Linked DNA regions of Homo sapiens: region 2 is linked to region 1. Evidence: chromatin loops called from intact Hi-C (ENCODE). Cell type or tissue: transverse colon. All regions are shown on one strand. Links, peaks and the distances in the headings refer to the core of each region. The heading gives the core; the rest is flanking DNA.

Region 1 (4,403 bases), core at 151-4,150:
TGAGACTTGTACTTTAACTTGATTGTGGTTTGATTAATTTGGATGAGAGCAGAAAAACTCACTAGTGTAAAATATAATGATTCTAAGTATGTTATTTTCCTAATGAATGCTTGAAGTTACTTAAGTAGTAGAAACTTAAGTTATTTAAATTTATCTTGGGCGTATTTCGTGGGGTTATATTCCAAGCTTATTATCTTCTATCACTTTATATTCTTATATAGTAACGTGAGGCTTATGTTACTTCTTCTGGCTACTACTCTTTAAACTTTTTATTTTTACCTTCTCTATGAACATTTTTACACTTAGATTCTTTGTCTTTTTTTCTGAACTGAATATAGATAGACCTGAATTTTCCTTCCTATTGTGAATATTCTCTTTGCTTCTCATTCACTATTTGAAGGACTATATAGCATAATAGTTACAAGCTGGGCTCTGGAGTTGGAGCCGCTTCTTTGCTGCATGACCTTGAGCAAGTTGTATCTTTCTGATATTTCCTTATCTATAAAATAATAATTATAGCACCTGCCTTCCTCACAGAGTTTTCGTGAGAGTAAAAATAAGGTGGTCCATAGTATACTGTCTGGCACATAGCAAGTGCTCATTGACTTCTTATCCATCAGTATTTTCATCAGATTATAAGTATTTTAGAAGTTGAGATTGTCTTTACTCCTCTCTGTTTTGCCTAGCCCCACGCATAGTACCTGGTACCTGGCGGATTCTCAGTAGATATTTCCTGAATGAATGGCAAAAGCATCTCGTTAAGTTTTATACAGACCCCTCTCTTCCTCTCCAGCCCACTGGTATCCCCCTGCTTCTGGAATTGTTCACTGGAAGTTACGAGTGTCAGAGACTGGACTTACCTAGGGTATCCTGAGATGTTGGTGATAGGCAAAAAAGATTTCATCTTTTTGATGAGACTTCATGTTCTTTTCTTGGGTGGTTGTTTAGCTCTTTTCTGGCTTTGGATTTCACACACTCAAAAAAATATGAATATCTTAACACTGGTTCCATTGGTTTCACACCTCCACAATTTGGATTCCTTGCTCCAAACTGTACTTTGGTTTTCCACAGACATTCCTCATTTCTATTTTACTCTGTTTGTTGATCTAATTAACTTTGCTGGAATATATTCTGTCCTATTTGTGGGGAATGGAGTTATTTTTGCCTTAGTTCATGGATTAGAAGGAAACTGTCACTTCATTTCTGGCATCCTTCTCTTTACCCACTTTCATTCCGCTGGAGAACGAACTTGCTAATCAGATTGTTAGAAGAAGATTTTGATTGGGACCACGTTCGTTGTATTAAAGTCTGTGCTCAGGGATGGTATACAACCTTGCCCTTTCTCACTTCCTGTGTCCAGGGTTTGCATGAAGCAGGCAGGGCCTGCCTTAGCTGGCTTCCTCATCTCAACTCTCTCTGTCCTACCTGCACCTTGGAGCTGATGGACCAGTCATCCATAATCATGCAACTGTTTGGAGGGAGGGTATAGACTTCAAGGCAGAGAGTATAAGAAATAAGAGAGTTCACTTTGGCCTCCTATCCTAAATCAATTTCTGTAATCTAGTTTTTACTAAAGTTTTTATTATTGCAATGGGTCTTTGTCTAGCTAATGAAATCAGTGTTTTGTTGACTATTTTGTCATCATTTCTTGTCTATATGCTCCTTCAGCAGAGAATCCCAGAAGTAAGATCCTAATACTAATCTCCATCCAGACCAACCTCTTTCACAAAACCTTTTCAGACAGCCATCATAAGGGTCTTTTTCTAAAACTACACTTCTTACAGTATTATGAGGTACATCCTGTTTTAATCACCCCCTATTCACCCTGCTGATGATGGAGAGATTCCTGCCCTAGCATTAGGGGAATGGTTAAACTCATGACATCTGACACTGAACAGATGTGATTGGCAGCAGTTTATTAGTCACGCATACTAACAGCCAAGGACAAGAGGACGCCATGCCATGCAGGGCCACGTGGGGATTGCACTAGAAAAGAGAATGAGGAACCAGAGGCTGTGGGAAGCAGGCTGTGTGGTATCAAGAAAATGGGATGACCCGCACTTTTCGCCGAAGGACGTGATTGGCTTATTTAAATAATTCTGTCGGCTGGTAAGGAACTGAATTTAGTGATAAGCAGGGAGGGTTGTTTGGGTAGGGAACCTTTTTCATGGGAACAGAGTTGGGGGCAAGGGAACTTCAGGAAAACCATTTGAGGCCCTCCCAATCAAGCCAGATGTCAAGGCAACACACAATATTGACCCTTAATTTTAGGGTTAACACCACACAGATTATAGTACCATGGCATCATTTGTTTATTACCTTAGAATTTTACTCTAGATGTGTGTTTGTGACTATCTTGTGTCTCAGTCAAATTGTGGGCTACTTAAGGACAGCTAGCATTTAAGTCTTCCACTTAAAAAACAATGCATGTTATGGTTTGGAAAAACATGATTATCATGAAAATGATCTGTTTTGTAATATCTCAGAGTGATACTTTGAAATGTAATCAAATGAAGAGAGCTTTAACATACCCAAGTTTTGTCCTTGCATATGGTGAATTTTTTAAATGTAGTGATACTTGTAGTACTAAAGGATGTGCAGAGTAGAAATTAAACTTGTATTAGTAGTCTGAACTCATGGCTGGCAGTGATACTTGCTTATACACGTACTGCTGAATTAAACCTCTGTGATGTGCCATGGATTGACAGCTCTGAACATTTACAGTTACCAGGGTTTGCTGACATTTGAAAATAGCTCATTTTTTTTCCCCACTCTGTTTTCAAACAATGGGTGAAACAATGAATGGAACATTGGCATTCTTTTTAAAATCCGAGTTAAGCTACAGCCTAAATACCAGAATGCTGATGTCTCAAATGTATTATGCAGACTGCATATTGTAGGCACTAATGGGACCCATTAAGATAATTCTTACTCTTGCTAAATTCAAGCAAATTGGTATGGGAGAGGGATGGTAAGGAGGTCAGAGGCAAACTGGAAGAATTTATAGTGTGTCCTCCCAATTTCTTAATAATCTAATATTAAATCCTTTCTTCATCTCAACCATTAATTTTATTTTCTACTTTATTAAAATATTTGTTAAATTGTATGCAACCACAAACCCAAAGATGTCTTTTTTAAAATTATGATATACAATTAGATGAATGAGTGAAAGTTTCAACATTTTAACTTATTTTTATATTTTCAGAGTATAAATCCATGATGTCTCTGAGATAGAATATCTTTTCTTGCATTTTTTACAAATAATCCTATCTAGATCCATCACAGTGCAAAAGAAATATTGTTGTAAAGAAACTACTGATTTTATTCTAATGTGAAAACTCAAAGCTGATTTACTTAAATGAAAATGAGGTTTCTGGCTGGGTGTGGTGTCTCATGCCTTGGTAGGCTGAGGCAGGAGGATGGCTTGAAGCCAGGAGTTTGAGATTAGCCTGGACAACATGCCTCTTCTCTACCAAAAAAAGAAAAAAGAACTTAAAAAAAATGAAGTTTCCGTTGCAAGACTCTTTGTTGGCATAAAAATATCCAGAGATAAACACTATAAGGATTAAGTGCTAATTCAGTTTCTACACTATTAAAGTTTAATTCTAAAATTTTCTGGTAAAATCACGACTTATTTCAAATTAGGAATTAGAAATATAATGCATAATTTTAAATAAGCTTTTTCATATTATAAAAGGAATGCATAAATACAGATAGATATAAAGCAAAATTCTACCAGTTGGAGACAATCACCATCCAATTTCAATGGATTTGCTTCCATTTCCCACCATCAGTCTATAGCTGTGCTTTCTTATATTGTAGTCACTAGCCACATGCAACTGTTTATGTTTAAATTAATTAAAATTAAATACAACAAAAAATTTCGGTCACATTTCAAGGGCTTAATAGCCACCTGTGGCTAGTGGCAATGGTATTAGCCCAAATATAAAACATTTTTTATTATTACAGAAAGCTCTATTGGTAGAGCTATTTAGAGGTATACTTATACCTAGACTATATCCATATGAAACATAATTCTATGTACATATATGGAATTCTTTCTATGTATTCTATATCCTATGTAATATACATTTTTATGCATATATGTAACACTACATGTACACACAAAACTATATGCAAAAAGCTGCAGAGAGTAAAACTATATATAGTTTCCATGAAGACTCACATATACACACTTTTGTTTTCTGCTTTTTCTCAAAATACACAGGCTTATAATACCAGATTTTGGTTTGCCAAAAATGTCTTCATTCTTTTTTTCTCTCTCATTTTAAAAAGACAGTTCTGGTTGATAGTTACTCTATATTAAGATCTTGAAGATATTATTCCACTTTTTTCTGGCTTCCATTGTTGCTGTTGAACAGTCAGCTATAAAACCAATTGCT
Region 2 (4,403 bases), core at 202-4,201, 69 kb before region 1:
GGCATGGACTAAAAACTCTTGAGAGGAAATGTCTGTTGAAAGGATCTCCTAGGTGCTTGCTATCTCTAGATAACCATGAAAAGTCACCAATCAATTCTGAAAGTCCTACAATTTCAAATCGTTCTCTCTGCCATCCTCCCAGGTCTACACTGACTTGCAGTTTGTTCTTCATTCCTTCCTCAACTGCATTAATGTAAAAATTCAACTGCAGCCATGCTATTTACCCCTTTTCTATGTTGAGGAAATGAATCTTTTGTCTCCTACTTTATTTCTTTCTCTTTTTACTTGAAATAATGTTTTTTTTTTTTATCGTGTTGTATTCAGTTTGCTTTGACACTTTTCTTTTTAAAACTTTTTTTTTTTTTTTTTTTTTTTTTGAGACAGAGTCTCGATCTGTCTCCCAGGCTGGAGTGCAGTGGCGTAATCTTGGCTCACTGCAAGCTCTGCCTCCCAAGTTCACGCCATTCTCGTGCCTCAGCCTCCCGAGTAGCTGGGACTACAGGCGCCCACCACCATGCCTGGCTAATTTTTTGTATTTTTAGTACAGAGGGGGTTTCACCGTGTTAGCCAGGATGGTCTCGATCTCCTGACCTTGTGATCCGCCCGCCTTGGCCTCCCAAAGTGCTAGGATTACAGACGTGAGCCACCGTGCCCCGCCTCTTTTTTAAAACTTTTAAAAAATAACTCCTTTCAGAAGGCTTATCCCACACATTGGTAAACACTAGAAAACATTGCTGTTACCTCAGGAGGATGTTGGAAGGGAACAACAGGATTATTCACTTTTTCTTTATAAAACTTTGTTTTCTTTACTTTCTTAAAATAGGCACATATTCAGCAATGAAAAATATTACAAAATAAATTCAGTCACAAAGAATCTAATGTGTTTGAATGTATGCAACCCCTTGATGTGTACATTTTGTCATAAGTGTACATACTATATGTATATTTTATAAATATACACATAAATACACAAATAAATACATTAGTATTTATAAAGAACTTCAGACACTGCCTCCCCCACCGTAGACCCAGTACATTATAAATAAAAAACCAAATATGTGTGCCATCATTTAACCAAACAAAGGATTTGCATTAAACCTGAAAGCGAAGGGAAATTCTGAGTTAAGTGTGAAGATACAATGCTTAGCCAAGTGTGGAGAGTATTCCACTGTTGATGGATATCTTCTGATGTTTTCTTTGTTCTCATTTGAGAAACTGGAATGAGTTAAAGTCAAGGAGCATGCTGAGGTTTAACTCATTCCATAGCTCCAGAGTGACACAGGCGTGATTTAAAGCCAGTGAGCCTGCCGAGATTTCAGTTCTTAGTGGAAGATGTCTGTCTTTGATTGATTGCATAGAACCAGGGGTTCTGAACACCTATTGTGACTGACCCAGGGCTGAATGCATCCAGGCAGATGGTTTGCTGCATTCCTGTAATTTTTCTGGTTCTAGTCAAAGCCCTTGGATGTGAGTAGCTAGTGGATCGATCGGGGACTGTTTGATGGGTCCTGGACCCTGCAACTACTCCCACAGCTCCAAAGGGTCTGGGGTATTTCTGGGTCAGACCCGCGCACCTCAAACCTTGAGAAAGACTGTAGGGTCTGGACCCTGACTAGGGCTTTGGGCACCTGTAGGACTGGAGGTGGGCTCTAAGCTAAGACTGTTAGAAGTGGGTGGCAGGGTGAACTAGGAGCACTCACAACCAGGATGGACCGACACAGAATCCTACACAGACTCCTGCCCAGCATGGAGGACAGGCTGCATCTGCCCTGACCTCAGCTCAGTGAGTTCAGCCAGCCCTGAACCAGCTTTGGTTTTGGCACAGTAGTTGGTGACAATGCTGCTCTTCCAATTAAGACTTTCCTTAAAGGCAACTAAAAAATAGGAGAGAATTAAATTTGCAATATGTTTTTGCAAATGTATTTTTCTGAGCTTAGTGCTTTGTAGCTGCATTTTTTTTTTGTTGTTATTAGAAAAAAACATCTTGCTAAACCATAAACAAAACTCTATTAAGCGGTTGCATTGGTGGTTGGAAATGGTACTGTTGCTAAATAAAAAAGTCTAACTTGATTTCGTTGGAATGGGAAATTCCACAGAGACTTGTGAAAAAAGTGCAGGGGCTTCTTTTGTATTCTTAGGCACGAATTCAAAGAATTCGATTGTTCATGGATCAATAATGCTACAACTATTATAACTTCTGAGATAATTCATGCTGCTGAGGTTTTTTAAGTTTCAGGGAAAATATTTTCATGAGGCCTACTTTGATGGGGCGAATTAAGTGTGGATTCATGACTGCTCAGGGAGGGATAGTTTGGGAACTTTCCCAGTGACTCCTTTCCAAGTGATGAGCCAAGTCCAGCCCCTGGGACCACACACTCACATCCTTCCGGCTATTTTATATGTGAAGGGAAGTCCCAGAGCACCTCCTGTCCTGAGACAACTGGTTAGGGTGGGGACAAGTTAGACATTATATTATAAAGTGAAAGTACCAGAAGCCCTCCCACCCATGTCCCAGGCCTAAAATCTAACTTGCTTGGCTTGTTTAGCTTCAGTAAGTCCCCTGAATTGGTGCCCTTTTAGGCTTTGGCTTTCCTAAAGGGGTAGACATTTATTTATAATTACAGCACAACAAAATCGCCCATACTGGAAATTAATTTTATGTACATTTAGTATAAAAGTACCTTAACATTTCAGTTTCGTTCTCATTTCATTTTAGCTCTCCAGAGACATAGCCTGACCAAAATACTGATTGCAGTATTTAGACATGGCCTGGGCCCTTTTCTTTCCGATAAAGAACAGGTGTGCTTATGGTTGAGGCACCATCTGTCTTAAAAGCTGTGTTTAGTCATTGTGATGGCTCACACTTGTAATCCCAGCACTTTGGGAGGCTGAGGCAGGAGGATTGCTTGGGTTCAGGAGTTCAAGACCAGCCTGGGTAACATAGCAAGACCCTGTCTCTAAAAGTGGGCCTGTAGTCCCACTTACTCAGGAGGTAAAGGCGGGAGGATTGCTTGAGCCCAGGAGTTCAAGGGTGCAGTGAGCTATGAAAACAAAACAACAAAACCCAAAAACCTTATGTATCTGATAGCATAGCAGAGATTCAACAAATATTAGATAAAGGAAAATAGGATCAAGGATCGATTCAGTTCTGTTTCAGTGTTTATCAAGTACCTTGCACGTCCAAGAAGAAAGGGCACAAACTTGTGCCCCCAAATCTGGCCATTTTCAACCTCACACTTGGTATGTCATCCAACCAGTGAAAAAATGATTTCCCCTGCCAACATCTTATTGAGCATAACTTCAGTGTGAACTTCTTCTGTATATTCTATAACAGAGTCATTATATCTATGTCAGGGTTTCTCAAACTGGGCACCACTGACATTTTGGGCCAGTTAATTCTTTGTTGTGGGGACTGTCCTATGCACTGTAGGATACTTAGCAGCAGGCTCCCCAGCCTCTATCCACTAGGCACAACCCTCCCCCATCCCCGACCAGTGATGAGAACCAAAAATGTTTCTAGACATTGCCAAATGTCCTCTGGGGGGCAATCACCCTCAGTTGGAAATCAGTGATCTATTTAAAATAATATTACATGGTTATGCCACTTTAAGCAATACTAAAATTTAAAAAACTCTAATAATCTGGGGTCTTTTCTTGTTTTGTGAAGGTGTTCTATAATATTCTACTCCAAGGAACACATACGGAATGGACTTTCCCCTGAGAAGTAAGGGTTTTGTTTATGGGAAAAATAACTGTTGTTTGGGGGTGGAGATTTATAGTTACAAAAGTTTTTAAAAATATTTAACTTATTTGAAACAATAATAGAAAAAAAAACCCAAAGATCCAAGTGGTCATAATCGTCACCTTGATGAACTCCTCTAACATTAAAAAAGTAAAATTAGCCAGGCATGGTGGCTAACACCTGTAATCCCAGCACTCAGGGAGGCCAAGGCAGTTGAGCTCAGGAGTTAAAGACCAGTCTGAGCAATATGGTGAAACCCTATGTCTACCAAAAAAACCAAAATATTAGCCAGTCATAGTGGCCCACGCCTGTGGTTCCAGCTACACAGGAGGCTGAGGCAGGAGGATTGCTTGAGCCCAGGAGGTCAAGGCTGCAGTGAGCTATGTTTGCATCACTGCATTCCAGCCTAGGCAACAGAGCAAGACCCTGTCAAAAACAAACAAACAAACAAAAGTGAGCATGGGAAACAAATGTCTCTTTCCTTCTGCTTCAGTCCCCAAAGTTAAATGTTGAAGTACAATATTTTTCATTTCAGGAAAAAAAAAAGTTTTCAGTAAGGAAAGTTTAAGCTTTCTTTGTGGAGAATTGGAACAGACATAAATGTGAACCTGAAGTGGAGACAGGGTGATGACTTAAGACTAATGCCAATTCTGAGCAAATC

Evidence for each region. Hi-C counts contacts between places; a loop is a spot of excess contacts. Peaks named below come from ENCODE experiments on the same cell type or tissue, not always from the same donor. Only the 100,000 strongest peaks of a DNase experiment are listed, where the experiment ranks them.
Region 2: a loop joins it to region 1, with 16 times the contacts of the local background. A loop is called at or near these places in 1 of 110 quality-filtered maps.

The regions. Positions count from the first base shown.
Region 1 is chr2:54,316,562-54,320,964 of GRCh38, reverse strand. No RefSeq gene overlaps it. Among named protein-coding and RNA genes, the nearest start is that of CIMIP6, 12 kb to the left of the region's middle. In transverse colon, for the core only: no CTCF peak of the experiment used is centred there; no DNase peak of the experiment used is centred there; H3K27me3 peaks cover 400 bases.
Region 2 is chr2:54,385,168-54,389,570 of GRCh38, reverse strand. No RefSeq gene overlaps it. Among named protein-coding and RNA genes, the nearest start is that of CIMIP6, 56 kb to the right of the region's middle. In transverse colon, for the core only: no CTCF peak of the experiment used is centred there; no DNase peak of the experiment used is centred there; H3K27ac peaks cover 1,036 bases.